3 separate regions of the Homo sapiens genome follow, and regions 1 and 2 are each linked to region 3. Evidence: chromatin loops called from intact Hi-C (ENCODE). Cell type or tissue: IMR-90. All regions are shown on one strand. Each heading gives the region's core, and the rest is flanking DNA. Links, peaks and the distances in the headings are about the cores only.

Evidence for each region. A loop is a pair of places that touch in the nucleus more often than their neighbours do. Peaks named below come from ENCODE experiments on the same cell type or tissue, not always from the same donor. Only the 100,000 strongest peaks of a DNase experiment are listed, where the experiment ranks them.
Region 1: it touches region 3 in a loop (2.3-fold over the local background); 3 of 110 quality-filtered maps call a loop at or near these places.
Region 2: it touches region 3 in a loop (1.9-fold over the local background); 2 of 110 quality-filtered maps call a loop at or near these places.

What each region holds. Positions count from the first base shown.
Region 1 is chr3:59,767,303-59,775,576 of GRCh38, reverse strand. The region is part of intron 8 of FHIT (fragile histidine triad diadenosine triphosphatase); the gene reads left to right. All of the region lies in intron 6 of CFAP20DC-DT (CFAP20DC divergent transcript), which reads right to left. Among named protein-coding and RNA genes, the nearest start is that of CFAP20DC-DT, 680 kb to the right of the region's middle. In IMR-90, for the core only: no CTCF peak of the experiment used is centred there; a DNase peak (open chromatin) is centred at 3,626; H3K27ac peaks cover 725 bases.
Region 2 is chr3:59,241,551-59,249,824 of GRCh38, reverse strand. All of the region lies in intron 4 of CFAP20DC-DT (CFAP20DC divergent transcript), which reads right to left. Among named protein-coding and RNA genes, the nearest start is that of CFAP20DC-DT, 160 kb to the right of the region's middle. In IMR-90, for the core only: no CTCF peak of the experiment used is centred there; a DNase peak (open chromatin) is centred at 3,654; H3K27ac peaks cover 833 bases.
Region 3 is chr3:59,421,084-59,429,357 of GRCh38, reverse strand. All of the region lies in intron 5 of CFAP20DC-DT (CFAP20DC divergent transcript), which reads right to left. Among named protein-coding and RNA genes, the nearest start is that of CFAP20DC-DT, 340 kb to the right of the region's middle. RefSeq lists a silencer at 4,455-4,574. In IMR-90, for the core only: no CTCF peak of the experiment used is centred there; DNase peaks (open chromatin) are centred at 3,797 and 4,497; H3K27ac peaks cover 1,269 bases.

The sequences.
Region 1 (8,274 bases), core at 2,568-5,067, 350 kb before region 3:
TGAGGAGAATTTTAATTGGTTTATAATATGAGTGGGAGATGATTTGCATTCATTTATAAAATCAAAAAGGAAGGTGCCTGAGCTGTTAAACTCGGGAATGGATTGTGTGTTTGAGTGGTGCGACCACTGATGTATAAAATGCACAGGAGAACCAATTCACTGAGGTAGGCACCTAGAGGAAAATTACTTACAACTAGATTTTCAGACCTTCTGCATCTGCCGGAGCCTGTGGCCTGGTCACTACAGGCGGGTAAGGAATGTTAAGCAGATTTCTGTGCAGAGAGGTCACTCCAGCATTGCAGTGGTTTGAACCTGGTAGGAGAAAGGGCACTTCTGACACAGCACATTGCCGTTCATTGCAAACCCTAAACACCCCCAGGACCTGATCGGGATGAATAGAAATCATCAGCTCTGGAATTAGGGGGTCCAAACACAAGGCTCTGTGGAATGATTGATGCTAAATTAATTGCTTGTTGAACAAATAAGCACATGAGTCGAAACTGGGAATTATAGCCCAGAGCAGTGCTTCTCAAACCTTAATGTGCCTATGAATTTCTTGGCGATCTTGTTAAAATAGAGTTTTTAGTTCAGTCGGTCTGAGATGAAGCCTAAGCTCCGGCATTTTTAACAAGCTCCCAAGTGATGCTGATGTCGCTGGTCTATAGACTACACTTGGTGTATCAAGAGAAGTTAAGAATTTGAGTTTGGCAAGCAGATAGAACCACATTCAAGTCCTGGCCACTTTCTGGCCGTGGAGCCTTAGGAAAATTACTTCCCTCCTCTGCACTTGATTCATGCAACAAATATGTATTGAATCTCACGTGTGGGCTGTTTAACTGTGCTTAAACAGCTGGAACAAGACAGAAAATGATGCCACTCTCCTAGGTCTTTAATTTGATGGGGAGACAGACAGGAAAAAAAGTTAAAGCAAAAATGTGTCATTACAATTTGTGATAACTGCTAGCAGTAATATTAATGGTGGCTAACATTTATTGAGAACCTACTATGGATGAGGCACTATTTAAGGAAGTTCACATATATCAACTCATTTAATCTTCATAACAACTCTGTTAGGTATGTATGCTCATCTTCTGTTTTCAGATACAAACACTGAGGCACAGGCAGGTGAGGTAACTTGCCGAACCTCACACACCAAAAAGTGGTAGAGACGTGATTTTAAGTCAATCGGTCCAGTTCTGGAATGAACGTTCTTGACTGGGGTCTGCATACTTTCTCTAAAAAGGGCCAGATGGTAAATATTTTAAGCTCTTCAGGCTATTCAGTTTCTGTCGCAAATCCTTAGCTCTGCTGCTGTAGCCCAAAAGCAGCCAAAGACAGTAAATGAGTGAGTGTGACTGTGTTCCAATAAAAGCCCCTTTACCAAATCAGGCACCTGGCCAGATTTGACCCAGTGGCTGTCGTCTGCCAATGCCTGTTCTTGATCATTATCCAAACCAGCGCATCTCACGCTGTAGGGCAGCCCTGTCCAAAATAAACATAATGGGAACCACACATGTGACTATCAGTTTTATAGTAGCCATATTAAAAAAACAGATAAAATTAATTGTAATATTTTATTTAATCCAAAATATCATAAATATTATTTCAGTAGGTAATTAACATGAAATAATTATTAATGAGATATTTTACAGTCTTTTTCACAGTGTCTCCTAAATCTGGTATGTACTTTACACCTGCAATACCTCTCAGTTCAGACAAGCCGTTTTACAGGGGCCTGGTAGTCACATGGGGCTGATGGCTAAGGTCCTGGGCGAGGCAGCTTTAAAGTATTGAGGAATCATTTGGGATGGGGCCTTATGTTCTGCTTTTCTAACAAGCCGCCAGGTGATGTTGGTCTGCAGTCCACACCCGGGACATCAAGATGAAGCCTGCCTCCCTGGGAAGAAAGGAAGAAAGTGCAGGAAGATGGCACAGGAGATGCCAGGCAGTGTAGGGTGCTCCAGGAAGGCTTCGTGAAAAGAGGGAATTAATTACATTGGAAATTGAGACCCAGAGGGTGAGAAGGAGCTAACTCAGGGAACAGTGGGAGGAAAAAGGTCTAAGCAGGATTTTAAAAACATTTTCGATTAAGTGAGTCAAAGCATGCAACCACTTAACATTGAGCTCATGAGGACTCCTAGATTTTTGTGACAATACAAAGGCAGAGAAGATACGCAGCTTTTTGGACCCTCTAGTGTCTCCCTCTCCCCATGCTGGATTAGGTACCCCCTTTCTGTGACTCCCACAGTTGCCCATATTTTCCTCATCACAGCACTTTACAGGCCTTTTGCAGGTGCCTGCTTATTTTCCGGGTCACCCACCGGGGCTGTGAGCTCTGGGCAGGCAGGGCTTGAAGCTTTATCATGGCTCTGCTCGAAGCCTGCTTGTCAGCTAGTGTGCTTTGACTGTGTGAGAATGAAGACAGGGGCCTTACAGAATAAGATTTCCACTCAAGATACAACTGAATTGTGGACCCCTTGAAAACCTTAAGGTGGAAACTCTCAAACAAAAAAATTCAGAGGAGGGAGATGAGCATTGTTTGTTTGAAGTAGGAAAAAGAGGACTTGTGGTACATATGAGCTTTGTGGTCACAGGCAGGTAAGCCACAAGCCGGAAAGCCTACAAATGTGTTCGTTGTGGCAGTCAAAGTAAGTACATGTGAATGAGCTTTGAGAGGGGGCCCTGGCCCTACACTTCCTACATGAGGCTGCTGCTTTTCTCCCTCGATATTCGCTGACCACCACAGGGCTGAATTTGGAGTTGTGGATGCACAAGCTAGTTGCAGTTATATGTAACATCGAGCTCTTCTGGGTGGTCTAAATCTAAAGCCCTGCAAACCCCACACCTCCAAACTCCACTAATGTTCATAGAAGGCTCACAGGGTTCTTTTGCCTTCTCGTTAGGATAATTTTAGACATTTTTTGTGGCATTGCCTCTCCTGAAGAGGCACTATGCACAGTGGTTACGAGAGCTGGCCTTGGCACCAGCCTGCCTGCATTTGCATCCCAGCCCTGTGCCTACCTGGGCCAGTTCCCCGACCTCTCTGTGCTCAGCTTCCTCATGTCTGAAATGGGGATAGTAACACTGCCACCCTGATAAGATGGTCATGAAGATTAATGAATAAATGTAAAGTGTTTAAAACAGTGTTTGCACACAGTCAGTGTTCACTGTTACTGTTCTAAATGGCTTCCACCTGCATTGCTGCATATGTTCCTCCCAGCAATCCTTCAGAAAAGGTGAGGCAAACCGGGGTGATTTCTGCCTAATAGCGTGGGTGATAAAAGTGAGATTCAAGGAGATGAAACAACATGACCCAGAGGGAGTGATAGAGCTCAAGTCCAGGTCTTCTAACTTCAAATTCACTTAACATTCACTTTATACTTGCTTTATGTGGGGCCTGGAATGTAGATTAGTGAATGCAGATCAACGAAGCACAGCAGAGCTCCCCCTCAGTGGTGGAGGTGGGTGTGCTAACATGGAGATACAAGCCAGTGACTGTGGAGGGGGACTGTCCTGGTCAAGGTTGTGCGAGTGCATGTTATGTGTTTGTTTTAGTGTGTCATAAAGTTGCTGGGCTCCTTGGAGGCAGATGTATCCTTTGTGGGCTTTAAAGCTGTGACTCATGGATCCCTGAGGGTGTACAAACCTTCTAGAAATTTCAAGTAAAGTGTATGCATTTATGTGTGTGCACACATTTTTCTAGGGAAAGGAGTCATACATAGCTTTGATCAGATTCTAAAAAGTGCTGACATGCCTAAAAATGATAAGCACTCCCGTTTTAGAGCAACTTAGAGGTAATTTGTGAAATTTTTTTATGACGAGAAGTCTGTGTCTTGAGTGTGAGCTTGTGCACGTTCCCCACAGACATAGAGACACTACTAGTCTGAAGAAGGAAAGTAATTCTTCTTAGGACAACCCTTCCTGCTGTTCTTCCATGTCAGCATTTCCAGTGATTTGCTGGGCCAAGGAGTAGCTGCCCTTTAGTAATTATTTAATTGCTTAGAACTTTATTTCCCCATCTGCAAAGTGGGAGGCGATAGCTTCTACTTCACAACACTCTATGGGGGGTTTCACCCTCAAACATACCCCAAATGTAATAGGCCCTCAATGAACCTGACCTCCCTTCTTTATCTGGTGTCAAGCTTTCCGTTGGATCTATTCCAGGAGATATTCTTGGAGAATTGTCTTTTTTAAAAATTATTATCATATTCCCATGCTTTTCCTCCTGGATAAAGGTTGTATCTTTTCCCCAGAATGATTCTCATTTCCTGTCTTTGGCCTTTATAGAGCAGGTTCATTCTCTCTTGTTCTCCTTCCATCTATTATGACATCTTGGGAAAGCCCACCTGTTCTTCCTTCTGCAATTCGATTCATTGAGTTGTGCTCTGTTATTTGTTGTCTTTTGTAATTGGTAAGTGGTATTTTTGGTCCATTATTGTCTTATGTGAGAAGAGAACAAAATAATCCCGCTACCCTCACCCTAAGAAAATTTAAATTCCATGTTGTTGCCCTCCAAAACTAGAGTGCAGGTATTTCAAGCAGTCATTTTACGTGTTAAATAAAAGAGGCGATGTGCAAATGTGAAAACAGGCACCATCTAAGCTTGACTTTTACCTTAGAAGCATTACAGTGTTCATAGTGCTTCATCCACTTCTGGGATTTGTTGTATTGATTCTTTCAGCCTCCTGGGCAGAAGCAGAGTGGCACAGGCATGGGTGAGGTCAAGGGTTGAGCATGGGAGTCCGAAAGGCCTGTTGTGGACTCCTTCCCTGCCACTTGACAGCTGTGCAGACCTGGACACATCACATAGCTTTTCTGAGCCTTGGCATCTGTGAAACGGGGAGTAGTGGTAACCAGAGTATATGTATTAGAGGGCTAGGGCTGCCGTAATCAAGTACCACAACCTGGGTGGGTGGCTTAAACAATGGAAATTTGTCGTTTTACAGTTCTGGCAACTACAAGCCCGAGGTGAAGGTGTCAGCAGAGCTGTTCCTCCTGAGGGCTCTAAGGGAGAATCTGTTCAGTGTGTCCACTTCACTGCTGGGAGTTTGCTGATGATCTTTGGCATTCCATGGCTTAGAGATCCGTCACCCCAATCTTTGCCTTCATCTTCACTTAATCTCTTTGCGTGCATGGCAGCTGCTGGGTCCAAATTTTCCCTTTGTATAAGGACACCAGTCATATTAGATTAAGGCTGACCCTAATGCCCTTCTTTTAACCTGATTACCTCTACAAAGACCCTATTTCCAAACCAAGTTACATTCTGAGACATTGTGGATTAGGGCTTCAACATATATTTCAGGAGGATGCAATTCAACCTATAGTAATAACTAATTACCACATAGGGTTGTTAGGACGATTCGATGAGATAGTCCACAAAAAAGAGCTTTTTGCAGTGCCTGGCACATGGTAAGCCCTAGGTGAATTGAGCCTTATTAGTGTGGGAACTTATCATGCCCTCGTTCAACCAGAAGCTGACCTTTCTCCCTTACAAGTCTGGGCATTTTTCTGTGTTTTGTTTAGTTTTGTTTTGCTTTTCCTTGTCTCTCATTTTTCATCAACCCAAATTGAAATGGAAAAGGCAATGCATAGAGCAGTTGAAACATGGACAATTCTGTCATTTGACCATCAGAATTCCTTCTACTGTCATTTCTCCTCAGTTTGAATTTATATTAGTAAAAACAGATTTGTGTGTGTAAAAATACACAGAAACATACTATAACAGTTCAATCCGTGTAAATCATTTGAGAAGCTGTCCTAAATAGCAGAATGGGTTTATCTGAGGGGAAATTTTGAAACCAAAGTAATTATCAGATGGCCATTTTTTTCAAAAAAAAAAAAAAAATCAAAACTAGTCCAGTATTGAGAAAACACGTTATTGGAATCAAATAAGCTGGCAGCAAAGTCTGCCGTTCCGTGTGTACTGCTATGGTATCCGAAACATAATTATCAAGTTTAAGTTAATTAGACTAATGCTCAGAAAATCTGGCCTGGCAGCTTGCGGTAAGTAATTATATATACTGATTAAAAATGTAATACGTGGTGAGCAGAGGCAAAGGCAACTCCATTCGACACAGCCTGTGCACATACATAATTAAGAAGCCATGTAGAAGAGTGCACACAATGAGAAGGAACTTTGTAGAGACTAGCAGGCGTCCAGCCAAGCCTTCTACAGGGTGGGATGCAGGTTCCCACCTTACCCAATGGAGGGTGAGCAGGTGTCACTGTGGGGCCAGCACAGAGAGGGCACGTGACCATGGGTTCTCACTGCTTGGCAGATCACCCAAAACACACTCCGAGCCACAGCCTGGTGCTCCAGCCTGTCGTTTCTGTTTCCTCTCAAGTTTCCGCCTCAAAAGATGATTAGCTGTGAGACAGCCAGAGGTCAGCTTCCTTGTTGATCTTCTATCCTCCGAAATTATGAAATTGACATTAATTATGGGTCACAAATCAGGGTAGGATGCCAACCTCTGTGTGCAGGCACAGACATACCTTTTATTTGCCCTTCTGCTGGCAGAGTGGTTTTCTTTCCAGCTTTCCTTAAAAGAGGGAAGGATATTGTTATGTGGGATCCAGGGGCAAAGACTTGAGGTACTCAAGGTTAGGCTGTCTACCCTGATTCTTTGTAAGTAAGTTTATTATGCTGTAAGAGTTTGATTCAGTAAATATAGTTACATTTTAAGATTGGCGAAGGCCACAGAGAAATCTTATTTTGTTCTGGATCTCTTTTACAATGTGTATCTGTTCCTGCCTCACTAGTATATCATATGGTTTACATAACATAATTAAACTCTTATTTGAGGACTGAGGATGGGTACAACTATGTCATCCTTCTGAATATCTACTGTGATAAGTTTATCTGGGCAAGAAGTATTTAGTGAGCCTCTCCTATGTGCCTAGCTTTGGTTTTATAAGGTCATGGTTAAGGTATTAGATTGAACCATATGACATTGATGTCTGGGAAGTCAAAGAAAAGATTGGCTATTGTGAAAAGACATGATTTTGCCCCCAGGAAACCTATAGAGTGGAAGATAAATTAGAAGGCATGTACAATAAGTGTCCTGAAATGGAACCATCTTGGAGGGCCACCTAAGTCCAGTGCTGGTGGATCAGGGGAAGAAATGCCATCCATGCAGGGAGAACAGTATGTGCAAAGGGCTGGTAGTGAGATACAAGGCAGTTGTTTAAAGAATAACTCCTACTCACATGAGATGGAAACAGGACAAAGGGTTGAGAGATGCAGGTAAAATGGTAAAGGCCTGCTACTGTGCCAAGAAAACCATGTCCAGGACCAGTAAGTCAGGACCAGAGCATTTGATGTCAAAGGATTAGGAGATGGAGTCGAAATTGCACTGGACCATTACCTAGAATTTCTGCTTTTTAAATAAGAGAACCCACGATATAAGCTCTGTCAGTTGTGATGTTCCAATTCAGAGACTAGATGCAGGCCACCCCTGTTATATTTAGTTGAGGGACCTTTTTAGTAGAGCAACACTGAGGCTTTTAGTCCAACATGGCAGAAGACTCAAGCAATTCACTGAATCTCCCTGGGCCTTTGTTCCCTTCTCTATAAAATGGGGATAATAATATTGTGCCTCTACCTACCCTAGAGTTCATCAAATAACATTCTGTATGCAAAAGAGCTTTAAGTTAAGTTAGAGCCTCAATTTAGTCTGTATTGCTTAGCAAATGCTATGTATTGTTATATGAGGAGGGGGAATAGACAGAAAGGGAGTGGGACCCTGGAGTCCCAACTGCCTACTAGCTATGAGATCACATCTCTAAGCCTTAACTTCTTCATCTAAAAATGGAAATGACAGCACCATGGATGGGGTAGGTACTCTTATGAAGAGTAAATGAGATCATGTTTGTACTTGGCACTGAGCACATTGCCAGGCAGACAGCAAGCACTCAATAGAGCTCCATTAAAAATAACAATAACAACAACATAATTATTCCATCCTTAATGTTGGGCTCCAGTCCTTTGATGTTTCCACTTTCCGGGAGCAAAAATTTCCCCAACATTGGACCGAGGGCATCTCTCCTTCAGCCAGGAACACCACTCCATTTTTCTTTTTGAGACCAAGTCTCACTCTGTTGCCCAGGCTAGAGTGCAATGATACAATCTCGGCTCACTGCAACATTCACCTCCCGGGTTCAAGCAATTCTCCTGCCTCAGCCTCCCGAATAACTGGGATTACAGGTGTCCACCACCCCACCTGGCTAATTTTTGCATTTTTAGTAGAGATAGGGTGTCACCATGTTGGCCAGGCT
Region 2 (8,274 bases), core at 2,568-5,067, 180 kb after region 3:
TCCAGATAACCCCCTCTGACCGCTCCACAATAGCTCATGAGCTGCAGCGCTTCTCACTCCCACTTCTACAGGCTAATGCCAGGGCTTTTTCAAGGCAAGTGGCCATATTTGTGGTAGTATTGTTATATGTTTCTTAACCATTTTACATGTGTAGAAATATGTTGTCATCTTTTTCAGGTTATCCATTTTTTTATGTGTCACTGGCCAAGTTCTTGAGTGCTGTGCCCAGTGCCATTTCCCCCATAGGCCTTGTGTTTTTTATTACACAATCGTGTATAGTGTGGTGATTTTCAGAAACGCATGTGCATCCTTAGAGCAGAACCGACTGCACTCACCGTAAGGGTAAAAGTGGCCATAGACAATAGGTAAATGAATGAGCAGGCTATGTTCCAATAAAACTTCATTTACCAAAACAGACAGCAGATCAGACTGAACCCATGACCTTACATTGTTGACCTTACTTTCTTTGTGTTATCTCTCTACCCTGCACATGATTCAGTTGCTGCACTCAGCACCAGATAGTGATTTATTTATTTAAATGTCCCTCTCCCCAACCAGGCCATGAGCTCCATGTGAGCTGAGATTCTTTTATTCATCCCTCTCCCCAGCATCCAGCATTGTGCCTGGAACACAATGGGCTCTCAGTGAAGTTTGCTGAGTAATTTAATGAGGAAGTGCCCTCCTCACCCAGCAGATATGCCAACCCCACAAAACAAGAATTGTCCTCTTGCATTTCCCATTCCAGCATTACACTTTAACATTCAGATTCAGATGTAAGTAATATTTAATGAACCCTGTCTACTCAGCACATTGGAGTAACAACATGATTTTCTGTAATTTCATGTTATCCATCAAGAGAAACCCAAAAGATATATATTATTATTTTCATTTCATGGGTGAGGGAATTAAATCTCTGAGTCTTTAAATAATTGCCCTAAGTCACACAGCTAGCTACAGTGTACTTCAGAAATGTTCTGTGTAATAGTCCATTATCACGCTGTGATAAAGACATACCTGAGACTGGGTAATTTATAAAGTAAAAGAGGTTTATTGGATTCACAGTTCCACGTGGCTGGGGAGGCCTCACAATTATGGTGGAAGGTGAAAGGCACATCTTACATGGCAGCAGGCAAGAGAGAATGAGAAGCAAGCAAAAGGGATTTCCCCTTATAAAACCATTAGATCTCATGAGACTTATTCACTACCACAAAAACAGTGTGGGTGCAACCGCCTCCATGATTCAATTATCTCCCACTGGGTCCCTCCCACGACAGGTGAGAATTACAGGATCCACAATTCCAGATGAGATTTGGGTGGGAACACAGACAAACCATATCATCACTATGGGTCCTGGAGGGAGAACATATAACCCTGTCTGAGGGTACCCTCTCCTTGACTTCCTTTCCTCTCTCTCCACAGCAAATGTGTCATGGTGCTGACTTTCTATAAGATAGGTTTGCCTAACAAAAAGGAATGCCAAAGGAGGAAATTTTCCTACAGAAATAGTTTCTTAAAATCTCTTCCTTCAAAGCTGTTGAGGATATTATAGTAACCTAAACAAGGAAGCTTTTGAAACAAAATAGATGAGGTTCCTGTTACCTACAAAAAATAAAGGTTAATATTGTCTAAAATAATCATTAATTTTCAGAAGGCTCTAGAAGTTCTTTGGTTCTTATGCAATGGCTTGGTTTTATAGGATCACACTGGTTTTTACTCAGCCTTAAGCATTCCTACATTTTGTATACTGTTTACAGAATGCGAAAGGGTTTCAGTTTCACCTGATTTTCTTCAACACACAATAGCAAGAAAGTATTTATTTGGCTCATTCTTTATTTATGTAAGAAATTTAAGGGACTATGAACAGCATCTTGCCTGAAGTGGCAAAATTACCATCTGGAGTCTGCAAATGTGAGTCAAAGGAATCTCCGAGAAAAGCAGAATGCTTAAAACCCACCTGGCCCCATTACTGCTACAGAACCTTGTTCAAAGGCCCATGATCCAGCCAGCTCCTAAAGGTATGAAGTCTTGGCAAGACGGCCCAAGGCATTTCCTTGTAGGCCACCCTGGCCCTGCCTGGTTCTTAGCAGAGCATATCACCAATAGCCCGAGGGAGGAGAAGGTTTTCTGCTCCTTGGTATGCTTCCACCGTGGCTGAATGCCTGCAGTGCAGTGTGTACACAATCCACCTTATGAGACAGATGGAAATTGAGTTATAGCAAATAAATCATATGGCACTGCTTTTAGTGATGTCTTTCTATAGGGACTCTTCCTGTTGACTAAGTGTGGCCTTGTAGCTCCTTGATTAGCCACACAGATGTTTGGTTGATATTTGACTCCTGTGAGACATTTCTTACTTAAAGACTTGTGGTTTCTCAACATACAGAGTTCTGCCCCTTAGTGTGAGGAGTTTTGTGAGTGGGTTATTATAATTACATTCATGCTGCAGATACACACCCATGCCAACACACACATAAACACACAGTTATGAACCAAATCACCCACACCCCCAAAGTTGCCATACCTCACCCTATCCAAATATTTCATGGAAATGTTGGAGCTTGTGAAAGCAGATGATGAATTGCACTTTGTAGTTCAAGTATCTCTTTTACTATTCTCTGAATAGATATCCTACCAAAAAGCCAAAAGATGCCTACTGAAGAGGTAACCATTTTTGGAATCAGAGAGATAAGGGTTGGAATTCCAGCTTTACTAATTAGTGGCCGTGTATCCGTGGGCAAATTAGATCCTCTAAGTCTCAAATCCAAATCTATAAGGTTAGAATATTAATGCTGCCTACCTCATGAAGTTTTTGTGAGGAAAGTCCCTAGTAGCACAGTTCATTGAGTATTGTGTGTGTGTGTGTGTGTGTGTGCATGCATGCATGAGTGCACACACACGCATATCTTGTTTTATGGGGTGGGGTGGAGTATTAATAAATACTATTTCCCTTCCCAGGTGACTTGCAGTTTTAAGGGCTGGCCACATTCTGGGTAGTTTCTGGTCAGAATATACAGAGCTCAGGAAACTGCATTGTTGGGTAACCAGATCTATTTAATGAGAACAAAGATAACACAGTCAGGTTTATCTAAGTAGTGAATAGTATTTGAATCATGTTACACCAAATTTAGAAAAACCAAGAAAAAGAGACTAACATTGAGCACCCATAGTGTGCCAGAGACTTAAATTGCTTTATTTAGTCCTCAAACCAAATGAGGAGACTGAGGCTCAAAGAGATGAAGTATTTTAGCTCAGAATACCCAGCTTGTGCTGCCAACTCCAACACCGGCAAGTGGGTCTGAAAGACTGGGCTTAGTTTTGCCTGGGTGCCTCTCACCTCCTCAAAGCCAATTATTTAAAATGTGGGCAGTTACACAATAATGACGCACATGAATAGAGACAAACAACATAGGACTAGAATCCCGGGAAGGCCTGTCTGAGGCAGCAGAGACAAGGAATAACAAATCAAGCATCAGCACTGGTGAAAAAATACACACAGACTTGATGAAGAGGCACTACTAGAGTCCGAAGAAGTCAATTCATGACTGAACATTGCTGATGTGCGTACAACAGACAATTCCATCACTTTTCTGAGATGCGAGCATGAGAAGTAGCCACACAGTTGGAGACCTGGAGACGTGCCAATTCCTTTGCAGATGAGGCAGAAAAGATAAATGGAACAGTCAAAACTTTGTGCTTCAAAACTTTAAACAAAGAGCGGAGATTCACTGATTGGGGTCAATTCTTAGGATGAACCAAAAAAGAGTCAACCTTGATTAACATCCTTTTGCATCATCAAAAGGAGATAGGTCAAGATAAGGTAATTGTAAGGTAAACTGCTGACCACACACAGCTGTTAAAGGAGTCATGCGCCAGCCAAAAGTGGGCAGATTTATTTCCTCAGGGGGCCTAGAAGCTCTGCCATCCCATAATTCTTCATAAAAAGCTAAATTCCTCTGCAATGACTTTTAAACTCCCATGATTTTTTTTCTAACGACATGACAGGACAGCAAAACAAAGACATAATTCTTTTCTATCTTATGAGCTAAACTGCTCCTTCTCTTGATTAGTGGCTAATTGCATATTATTTCCTCTCTGCCGAGGGAAACTGCAATGGAGAACCCCTAAGCTGCATGGTAGAATCACCCAGGGAGCTTTTAAAAAAATGATTCCTGGCCCTGCCCCAGACCTAAGGACTCAGAATATCTGAGAGAGATGAGTCCAGGAATTTGTATTTTTAAAAATCTCCCCAGGTAATTCAAATATGCAGGAGGGTACAGAACACTGGATAATGCCAAGCACCTCGACTTCGTGATAAGAAACAGGTCTGTGGCTGGGATTCAAATTCTGGCTTCACCACTGATTAACTCTATGACAACAGACAAAACACTGCCCTTTCTAAGAACTTCCTCTCCAATGTCCAATAAAATAAAGATATTCCGGCTGCAAGGTCAAATGACAGAGCATACTGAAGACTTTTATAAAAATAGTTAAGTATTACCATAATGTCAATCATATGTAATAGTTAAATTGAGTATGTTTTACAGATAAAGATAACCTACCTTTCCTAGGAAACTGTACAGCAGCTTTTATTCCGGTAATTTTTTTTTATTTTATTCTGAGACTTTGAGTAAGGCCATCTTAGGCTAGCTGACTTGGATGAATAAATAAAAATAATTGGGATCTCTTTAAACTTTTAGTGGCAAGCAAATTAAAAAGTGTATTTCTCTAGATGACGAAAAGGATAGTCCCTGAAGCTAATGAAGCTCTGATTTATGCTCAGGTTCATGCTACTAAGGAGCTTATCCTCCTACAGAGAAAAACATTTCCCCTCAGGACACAGCAAGTTCCTATGCTAGTAACTGAGGCACGCAGTTCTTGTTGCATGCTAAAAGTGAGAACACTTAGTTATTCCTAAACAGTCACTTATTGGTCACTAGGTAGGAAATGAAAACAGATGTTTTCTCTAAATTGCCTCTGATCAATTGATTTGAGAGGTGCTAAAGATTAAGTCATAGGCAGGAGCTTCCATAAAATTAGCAAAATAAAATAAGCTATATTCCTATATTATCAACCAAAATCTCCTAAGGGAAAAAAGTTTGCAGTTTCAGCCCAGGATGCACGTCCTATTAGGCGAAGTATTGAAATGCAGTACTCAACAAAACTGGATGGTGGTTTGGAAAAGGAAAGGAAACCAGAGGCGCAACATTTGGGTAGCTATGGGAAGTTTATAAAGCAAGGAATCCAAAGGCCCAGAGACAATGCCACAAGTTTGTACGTGCCAGCAGAGCTCCAGGCCTGCCAGCTTTCCAGTTGCAGTGTTAGTCCACAGAATGAAAGAGAGAGTGCATCAGAAAGGGATGTGCGTTCAAGTGGTCATCTTTGTTATAAAAATTTTGCACACCATCAAAAGGGGCATTAGAGAATTAAATGAATTATTGTGCATCTCTAAAATAGAATATCGAGAAGTCATTATGCAAAATGTTATAGAATAATATTTTTGATATGGGAAATTGTTGACAATTTATTAGGTTTTAAAAAGCAAGCTATGTTTATATGATGCCATTTTATTAAAAGTGAATTGGATATATAATATAAAGAATACTAGAGTCATTCATTTATTTATTCATAACCACAAATTCTTACTGGGTCCATTTCATAATTCTGGACGTGGGACATAACAGTAGAAAAATAAGTTCCCTGCTTCACGGAGCTTAGATTCTAGAGACAGGCTATAGAAAATAAACAAATGAGCATGTAAACATGAAGTATGTTACACAGTGATACGTGCCATGGAGAAAAACAGAGCAGGACAGGGAGAAGCACTCCAGGAACTCCCAGCACAGAAGGCAAGACTCACTGCTAACAGAACAGAAGAAAGTAAGGTGGGGAGCCATACTGATGATTAGAGAAAAGCTTTGGCAGAGAGAACAGCAAACAGTAAAGGCTTTGGTGGGCAGGAGAGTGCTTGGTATATTCAAGAGAGAGCAAAGGGGCCAGAGTGGCCAGAACAGAGTAAATGAGGGAAAGTGGCAGTGAGGTCAAAGTGAGGTAGCAAATGGCCAGATCACACCAGTTCATGGAAATCATTATTTAATCACAGGGCTTTCTTGGAAGGCTGTGGGCAGTTTGTTGAACAAATGTGGATGTGACCTGTTTTAAGATTGAGTCACTCTGGCTACTATGTTGGGAATATGCTGGAAAGGGGTAAGGACTTGTCTTCGTCCTTTCAAGCAGCTATAACAAAATATCATAGACTGGTGGCTTATAAACAACATAATTCATTTCTCATTGTCTAGAGGCTGGGAAGTCCAAGATCAAGACACCAGCAGATTTGGTGTCTGGTGAGGGCCTGGATCCTTATAGACGGCCATTTTCTCACTGACCTCACAAGGCAGAAGGAGTGAGGGATCTCTCTGGGGTCTCTTTTATAGGGAAACTAATCCCATTCATGGGACTTCATCACCATGACCTAATTAACTGGCAAAGGCCCCGCCTCCTAATACCATCACCTTGGGAGTGAAGGTTTCAATACGGGAATTTTTGGGGAATGTAAACGTTGAGACAATAGCAGGGATGGAAGCAAAAGAGCAGTTAGGAGGTTACTGCAATCATCTCAGTCAACAGTGGGATGCCTTGGACCTGGATGGTAGTAGAACATGGGATGAGAAGGGTCAGATTCTGGGCGTATTTTGCAGGTGGAGCTGATGTGGTTTGGTGAAGAATGTGGAATGTGAGGGAGAGGAGTCCAGGGTGACCCCAAGGTGTGGGTGTCCTAATAAGGCTCCTAAAAAGGCAAGTAGGAAGAGCACTGAAAACTGTCATTGGATGTGAGGACCCAGATGGCATGGTGGAGAAGAAGCCCTGACTGAAGAGGACTGAAGGGAGGATGGGGGCAGAGGGACAGCAGAGAGTGAGTGTAGACGGCTCTTCTGGGGATTTTCACCAGGAAGAGGTAGGAAATGGAGTGGTGTGAGATGTGGGCTCTAGCAACTGAAACAAAACCTTAACAGGGATTGGTTTCAGCTGGTGGGAGTTTGAGTAAATATCTCCCTTCCCCAGGCCCCCCACCCTTTTGTGGAAAATACTAAATCCTGAAAAATATGATTTCTTGACTTAAAGGGGCTATCTGTACAATATACCAAAGATAGGGGGTTAGGAAATTAGAACAGAAGTAAAAACAGAAAAAGAGGAGAAAAAGGAGGGGAAACCATAACCCTCCTATGAAGCATATCATGCTAACATGTACGTACATTAAAAATCCACACTGTAAAATAACACTGATATTGTTTGGCTGTGTCCGCACCCAAATCTCATCTTCACTTGTAGTTCCCATAACCCCACATGTTGTGGGAGGGACCAGGTGGAGATAATTGAATTACTGGGGCAGTTTTCCCCATCCTGTTCTTGTGATAGTGAGTTCTCATGAGATCTGATGGTTTTAAAAGGGGCTTTTCCCCATTTTGCTCAGCACTTCTCCTTGCTGCCTCCATGTGAAGAAGGACATGTTTGCTTCCCCTTCTGCCATGATTGTAAGTTTCCTGAGGCCTCTCCAGCCCTGTGGAACTGTGAGTCAGTTAAACCTCTTTTCTTTATAAATTACCCAGTTTCAGGCATGTCTTTATTAGCATTGTGAGAACAGACTAATACAAATACTATAGCTATGGGTGCCAAAGCTTAAAAGAATAAACTAGAAGGATTTGCATCAAATCCACAACCATGGCTACTTTTGGATTGTGGGAAAAGAGTTTTGGCCTGGGCATGGAGAAATAAGAAATGATTTTATTTTCATTTTTTGCTCAAAAATCAAAGATCTGAAGCAAATATAAAAACTAAATGTAAAAATAATCAGGCCTGCATAGTGACTAAAATTTTTTAAATATTATTTACCATGTTTTAAAAAATCTCTCTGAACTTGCACCAAAAAATCAAACATATTCTTCCCACACCACATCCTCATCCCATCCCATCTCTTTATAATCTTTTCTTGGTTTCCAATAGAATATACTTATAATAAAATCATATGATGGCATCAAAGTAATTCATTAAATTAAAATCAACAAAATCAACTTTTTAGCATTATTCTCTCACTCATCCATTCGTTCACTAAATATTAATCATGTTCTCACTTATATGCAAACAAGGTCTTTCAGCTGTAGCTATATTGTAATGATCAGGATAAACAACTTCAGAAAACGAATGTCATATGCCCTTCAGAAACTTGGAGTTGAGAACATAAAAGAAATGAAAGTGAGTGAATTTATCAATAGAAGGTAA
Region 3 (8,274 bases), core at 2,435-4,934:
CCTGGGAGTGAAGCAGCAGTGAGGACACTTAATCATCTTCCTCTGCAACATCTAGAAACCAGCCAGTAGTTATTAATGATAAAATACATTATCATTGTATGTAATGATATATAACATGTGTAATGATAAAATAACAATACACTGTACATGAAGCTTTCATACCAGCTCACTTTAGTCTTCACAAAAGTCCTCTTAGGTCCTATCACAAATTTAGAGACCGAACAGTCATATTGCTCGACCGAAGACACAGAGATCTTTGGCTCAAGGTCCTGTGGCTCAATGTTCTGCTATGCACTGCTTGGTTGTTTTCTAATTTACAAAGATTCTATAAGCAAGATTGTTCCAGTTAAAGATCAGACAGCTGCCACCTAATCAGAAAGCAGGAAAAGTGTAGCTCAGCTTAGCTGCAAGGGCTCTGCTAGTGGGTAAGAGAAGAGAGGGTGAGAAGGGAGGGCAGATGAGATGTACAGAGCCTGGAGGACATGACGAGATGCAGACCACCACCACTGACTATGCTGGGCGCTGGCCACGGGGCTTTGGATTCATCCCATTGTGTGAAGGCAGTATTATTTTCCCGTTTTCCAAATGAGAAAAAGGAGTGCTCTGAGAGTTGACACTAAGCCTGCTAAGATTTGTTCAACTTATACAACGGACAAGATTCTAGCCCATGTGCTTCCAGCACTCCAGACAGCCCCTACCCAAGTGAATGGCCAAAGCCAGATCAAACCTAGAGCAGAAACAAAAAAGCAGGAGAGTTGAGGTCTTTGTCAGGATGACCAGAGAAAGGCTAGTGCTGTCTATAATGCTCCTAAAATTCTCTAACACACCCTCTTCTTGCAAGCTGAGGCCAGAGTTTCAGGACTCACATAAGTTAGTTTTTATTCATGTTCTGGGACAAGTGGTGCCAGGATGCTGGATGCATGGGAGAGAGACCAGCACAGCCTCCATGTGACTGATGGTTCAGAACTGCTCTACTGGAAACGATATCGCAGAGAAAGATGAGTCTGGTGTTTAAGATCTGGGATCATAGAGTCCCCAGACCAGAAGGATGACAATCTAGCCCGTGCACACCTCCTACCCCCAAGGGACTGTATCTAGACTAGAGGCCATTAACCTGTCCCCCCTGAGATTGCTGTCAGGGCCAAGGCTTTAGGAACAAAGAAGGGAAAGAAAAAAAGGTGGACAAAGAATACAGGGAAGACCCGATGAGGAAGGGAGAAATAGGTGGCAACTGCCCCCACAGGAGCTCCCGTGGGCCCAGGAGGCCCTGACAACACCCAACACTGGTACTCACAGTAGGAACTCACAGGTAGCATCCTACTGAGGCCTCCAGACCTTGTGCCCAACTCCTACAACACTCCCACCTCCACCTCTGGCTCTAGCTACACTGGCTAAGTTCTTTGTATCCCGTCAGCCTCAGCTTAAATTCTGCCTCTTCTAAGAAACCTTCCCTGATCCCCATTTCAATTTCTGTGCACTTGTTCTTTCCTCCCTTGGCTACTTCCTCCCTACCTACTTATCTGTCTTTTTCCTCCTGTAGGCTCCAGGAGGACAGGGGACCTGAACCAAGTGAGCCTCCTGTGTCTACCACATAGTAATGATGTTAATGATAACACCAACAAGAATTGACATTCCTTGAGTAATTACTATGTGTCACACATGGTTCTAAGCACTTTACATGTATTAGTTAATTTCACTTTTATAAGAAGCCCATGACTTAGGTGGTATTGTTATCTTCATTCTGCAGAGGAGAAATATGAAGCACAGAAAGGTAAGCAAACTTGCTTAAGGCACACAGCTAGTAGGTGGAAGAGCTACAATTTGAACCCAGGCAGTTTGATTTCAAACTCTTAACCATGAATCACTTTGCTAAATTTCTCAATATGCTACGAGTGCCCACATGTGTGTCAGCCTATTCATTTCCTTACTGGTTTTGTGGTTTTATTGTGTAAATCATCCATCGTACTTAAACCATGATAGAATGTCTCCGCGAGACCAGACAAAAATATTTGTAGCTCTGTCCACCAATACTCCAAATGTCATTGAAGAAATAGCAAGGAATGTAATGTGTTATTTGCACAGGCTGTGATATGTTAATTAATAAGCATTTCAAATATTTCATATGCGATGTGCACATTCCCCTTTAGTGAACCATAAATTTAGATATAGGATTGGAGAAATTTCTCGAATGCATTTGGGGACAATTTGTGGTCAGTAAAGGCAGGGTTCTGGGTGAGACACAAGCAGGAACTGTGAGAATGACTACAGGCAAAAGACGCCGTCTCCCTGCAATAAGGGCAATGTGGCAACCTGAGCTCCTTAAACTCTGGTGTTGTTTGGTTCGCTGAATGAAAGTAAGTAAACATTTTAGTCAATCCTGATTCTGAAATAGGCAGGAAACTCATCATACATGCCATCTCTGCAGCAAAGCCCACTCAAGCTGGCTTAAGTAAACAGAGGGTGATGTGAGAATACACTGAGAACCTCATGAAACCCAGCAGCAGAGGCTCTGTTGGGTTCCGGATTGCAGAACCTGGTTCATTCTAGGAACTACCTATCTGGAGTCCACGCAACTTTTTGTTGTTGTTTATGTTTGGCACATATATGTTCAGGGAAAATGAGTGTGTCTTGGATAGGCTGGGTACCAGCCCTGGTGAGTCGGGGCATGAGGGACAGGAGGCAAACAATATGTCCATGTCCTAATCCCTGGACCTGTGAATACATTAGGCTACATGGCACAGGGAATCAGCTTGGAGATGGAATTGAAGTTAATTGGTTGGCTTTATTATCCTGGATTATGCGTATGGGCCCGACGTAATCACAAGAGTCCTTAAAAATGGAAGAGAAAGGAGTGTCGGTCCAAGGGAGATGTGACTGCGGAAGAAAGGCATGCAGAGATCCAACATTGCTGTCTTCAAAGATGGAGAAAGGGGCTGTAAGCCCAGGAAAAGGCAGGCAGCTGCTAGAAGCCAGAAAAGGTAAGAAATGGCCTCCAGAAAGGAAGGTAGCCCTGCCAACACCTTGATTTTAGCACAGTGAGACTCACTCACATCAGACTCCAAGACTATAAGATAATAAATGTCTGCAGTTTTAAGCCACGAAGTCTCAGATAATGTGTTTCAGCAGCCATGGGAAACCAACACAGGGGATGGGGAGGCAAAGAGACATGGGGGTGGTCCCGTCTGGGGATGGTTTTAACCCTCATTGCTCACTCCTTCCTGTGTGAGTATGACTGGAGACACCCAGGTGCGTGCGTCTTTCAAGCAACCTTCTCGGCCACTTGAGGGCTTTTCTCACAACTTAACTGCAAAATACAAAGGTAAGAGTGCTGCATTTCATGACACAGGTTGAGCCCTCTAAATGACAGAGACAAAACCAAAACAACAAAGCCTCTGCTTCTGATTTAAGTAGCTGAAGTTCTTCAGGCCCAAAGTGCCCAGAAAAACAGCTTTTCTTCTTTTTCACCTTGCCTAATGGTCAGATGTTGAAAAACCCTAATGGTGATGGCTAATGTCAGAATCCCTTTTCTCTCTTCTGTCTTCATCCTGGGATCAGTGAGATTGGATGTGGGTAAGCAAAGGCTTACAGACATGGGAGGACGGAGCTCAGGGATGACCCTCACCAGCCCGGCCAAGTGCTTGGACAAAACGTCCAGATGATTTTCTTTAATCGGTGCAGTTTAAACATGAAAACAGACTGAATGGAGGAGAGAGTTTGCTGCTCTCTGACCTTGGCTGTGTGTTTTTCTTCATCTCCTGTCAAGTTCAGCACCAAGAACAAACAATCACCGATGAGCTGGAACATGAGAATGCAAAGGCTAGGCAGCAATGAGGTAACTCCGACGTGAGGCTGAATCGAATCCTAGAAAATGCAGCTTCTCTGTAACTGCCCAGGGGAAGATGGACTTGTGTCCAGAGAGTTTTAAAGTTATATGGAAGGACTGAGCTGTGGGAGCTGTGTATTCTCTGTGTGAGCTATGTGATCCTGGGCAGGTTATTTAACCCCAGGAGCCTGGTCCATCGTTCATGGCGGGTGGTAAAAGCTGCCCTACAGAATGGTGGTAAGGAGCTCTGGGAGGGCTTCTCTGCCACAAAGCCCACTCCAGCTGGCTCAAGTAAAGACAGAGTGGTGTGAGGATACACTGACAACCTCATAAAACCCAAGAGCAGAGGCTCTGATGAGTTCTGGATTGCAGAACCTGGTTCATTCTAGGAAATACCTACATGGAATCCACAAAGATTTTTGTTGTTTTGTTTTAAACTTAATCTCTTAATAGATTTTTTAAAACTGAGATATAATTTACATACAATAAAGTATCTAAATCATGAAATTCACAAGTTCAGTGAATTTTTATATATGAATACAAAACGTAACGACCACCCCACACCAAGATATTAATAGATATATAGATCAGGAGTCAGCAAACTCAGGCCTACAGGCTAAATCTGGTCTGCTACTGGTTTTGTGGTTTCATCAGAACACCACCACGCCTATTGTTTATGTCTTGTCTATGACTGTGTGAGTAGTTGCCCCAGAGACCTGGCAGTTTCCAAGCCTAAAATCATCAGCAGCTAGCCCTTTAAGAAACAGTAACCCTCTCCCTGATAGACAGCCTGCCCAGCACTGCCTTCTCTACCCAGCTGGTACCCTCCCAGATAACTCTTTTCACCTATGTTATTGTAGGTTAATTTTGCTTGTTTTCAAGCTTTGTATAAATGGAATGTTATAGTTCTTATTCCTTATTCTCTCCACGACGTGTCTGTGAGACGCAGCCACATTGCGTGGCACTCTCTCAAGTACCCCCTTCATGCAACTCAGTTACAGGCCAGGCATTTTCTCCTCTCTGTCCAGCATGCTGGCTTGCTCCCCTCATTCACTCTCAGGCACCTCCTGACACTGTCCCTTACAGCCTCGGGGATGCCCTTGGGCCCTCTCTCTACAGTAGCGGTTCTTGATTCTTTCTCTCTCTTAATCATCTATTGCTGAACCATGAATGCCCCTGGAAATCCCATCAGAACGAGGGACCCACTTCTCAGATAAATGCATAGGTAGTGAAATGCTTATCTAAAGATCAAGCTTTGTTGTTGATTTAACATTTTTTTCTCCCTGCGTTGGTGAGTGAAGCTTCAGAAATCCACCTTGAATTCACAAAGCTTTGACTCACGTAAAAAAAGAAAGCGGGGGAGAGAGAAAACCCTGTTACCACTTTGGGTTTTACTCAAAAGGGTATGTGAAGCACAGGTATTCCTGCGATGGGGACAAGGAGAAGGAAGATAGCATGCTTTGCATTTTGAGATCCTGTCCCCTGGAAGATAAAAGGACGGGACTCCAGGTCCACATTACACCAGACACCAGGACGAGCACCGACCCAGCCCCTGTGGTGCCCTGGAGCACTGAGATCTTGTGCCAGCTCTAAGACACTATTTCAGTTCTCCGTCCAGGAACCACACAGGCCTCATTCCATCAGGACAGCGATGACATCTGCTGTTGACTGAGGAGACCAGGCTTTGACCTAGACGCAGCATGGCACCAGGGAGCGTCAGTAGCGGTGGATTGATCGGTTTCCAGTTTTCTTGGCTTGAGTATGGGAACTGGAGGGAGCCCCTTAGCACCGCGGAACCTCAGAGTTCTTGGATTACTCATGGGTAAGGGGGTCCTGAAAGGGTGATAGTGAAACTTGTGCTAAGGAGTGGAGCAAGTAATCAGTGAATAAGCTGTGTGACCCGACTTGCACCTCAAATTTGTGAATCTGCTCATACCATTTATACATACAAACCCCAAATCTCACAAAGATTTGAAATGGGTTTGTGGACCCCAGGCTAAAAATCTCAGTTTAATAATCTATCCTTTCTGCTTCAGCTGTCACTGAAAATTAGCGGGGCCTTTTTGCACTTAGGTAAAATCCCCAAGAGAAAGTAATTGGCCAAGCTAATATTTTAATTAGGTCACCAAAATCCCAGCCTGGCTGGTCTGTGGGTCAGCTGTTAGTAGGTCAAGCTTGCAACCCTAGAAGCAGGCACGTGTGGGCCGGGCACGGTGGCTCACGCCTGTAATCCCAGCACTTTGGGAGGCCGAGACGGGCGGATCATGAGGTCAGGAGATCGAGACCATCCTGGTTAACGCGGTGAAACCCCGTCTCTACTAAAAATACAAAAAATTAGCCTGTCTTGGTGGCGGGACCTGTAGTCCCAGCTACTCGGGAGGCTGAGGCGAGAGAATGGTGTGAACCCAGGAGGTGGAGCTTGCAGTGAGCCGAGATTGCACCACTGCACTCCAGTCTGGGCAACAGAGCGAGACTCGGTCACAAAAAAAACAAAAAAAAAGAAGCAGGCACGTGTGACCTCAAAGGTGGTCCCTGGGCAGTGGGGCTGGGGCAGTTTCCTTTAGATGGAGGTGTGAGCAGGACAGGCACTGTGACTCTCCAAGGAGTTTTAGAGATGATTGAGGAAGCTACAGGCAACTCTCTGTATCAGTAGGCTTCTCATCCATGAATTCAACCAACCACAGACGGAAAATATTCAGAAAAATAATCCCACAAAACTCCAAAAGCAAAACTTGATTTTGCTGCACACCAGGTACTCCACTGAATCCATGAGAATGAAATAATATGTAGGGTTGTATTTGGGATTAGAAGTAGTCCAGAGATGATTTAAAGTATATGGAAGGATGTGCATAGGTTACATGCACCTACTACATCGTTTTATGTCAGGAACTTGAGCATCTGCTGATTCTGGTATCTGAGGAAGGTCCTGGAACCAATCCCCCACAGATACTGATAGATGACTGTACTTAGTAAATGCAATGATGAAACCAAGTTCATAGTCAATAAATGGGAGCTACTATGATAATGGTGAAGAAGAATTATGACTCATGACGTGAGTCAACCCCAAGAGAATCACTTCTGGGGGACTTTTCTCATGCTCTTTCTTTCGGTGATGCTGATTGCATTGGTGTCAAATATACACAGGTGGACAAGCTTATGGAGCATGGACATTCGATGAGGACACCCATTTAAAGAAATCAGAGGAGGGAAATGAAAAGTGCCCCCTCAAGTCATTAAAATACAGATACGTTTGAGGCTTCCTGAAAAATGAATCTAATACATACTTTAAGAAGGATTAAATAAAGATATTGCACAGCAAACTGAATAGGAGTATTGTCTGAATGATTATAAAAGTTGTTCTTTTCATCTCATAAATTTATGTAATTAAACTAATGTCACAGTTTGCTCTTGCATGGTGGCAACATGACAGAAGTGCAGAATTTTTACTCCACTCCTGGCTAATTAGGATGACGTGTGATTCTATTTCTTAATTTCAAATGTTCTTCTGAATTTTGTGCTCAACACCCCCCCTTTCCTCTTTAGAAACCTGATGTCTAAGTAGTTATAAATAAGACTCCCAATCCAGAACACTTTGAATGTGATTTGGCTCTATTTTCTTTTAATACCAAGTTAGTTTAGGTGTCAGTAGCAATTTGAAAAGAGTTAAAAAATGAAGATACGCCCTGAACTCTGGAGAAGGGGATGAGAATGTTCTGCTTCATTCAGGTTACCACCCTAACCCTAACCCTAACCCTAAGAGGGACATGCTCTGGTTCCAGGGTGAGAAAGAAAAAGTCCAGACATCTTTGAGCTTTATTTTTACCCTCTTGCTTTCGGGAATTTCTTGTAGAGAACATATAATTTTCTTCCAAAGGTGGCAAGATATTGTAGAAAAATTTCAGTGGTCATCTGCACTTTTGCCTACAACACATGTCACTTAAATTGAGTCCTGGTTTTCTCATCTGTGATGTGAAGGGCTTAAATCCATCCATCCATCCATCCATCCATCCATCCATCCATCCATCTATTCATTCATTCATTCATTCATTCATTCATTCATTCATTCATGTATACTACTAGCATTTTCAGAGTGCCTAGGGCATTTGTTCAGGCACCCATGAATGAAAGATAGTGTTTGACTTCAAAAAACTCACAAGCAGGGAAGAGAACACTGCACAGACCTTAAGAGCACAGATTGTGAAGTTAGATGACCTAAGTCTCAGCTTCTCCTTCTTAGAAGCTGTGGACCTTTGGATAAGTCTCTTTATGTCTCTAAGATGTCTTTATATTTAAAAGACATACTAATGTCAGTATAATAGGACAGCTATAAAGGTTAAACAAGATAATACCTGCAAAGTACATTGAACAGCAGAACAATCCCTATTAGAGCTGCTAAATTATTATTGTCAAATGTCTTTAAATTGCTCTATTATGGGTATATAGATAATACT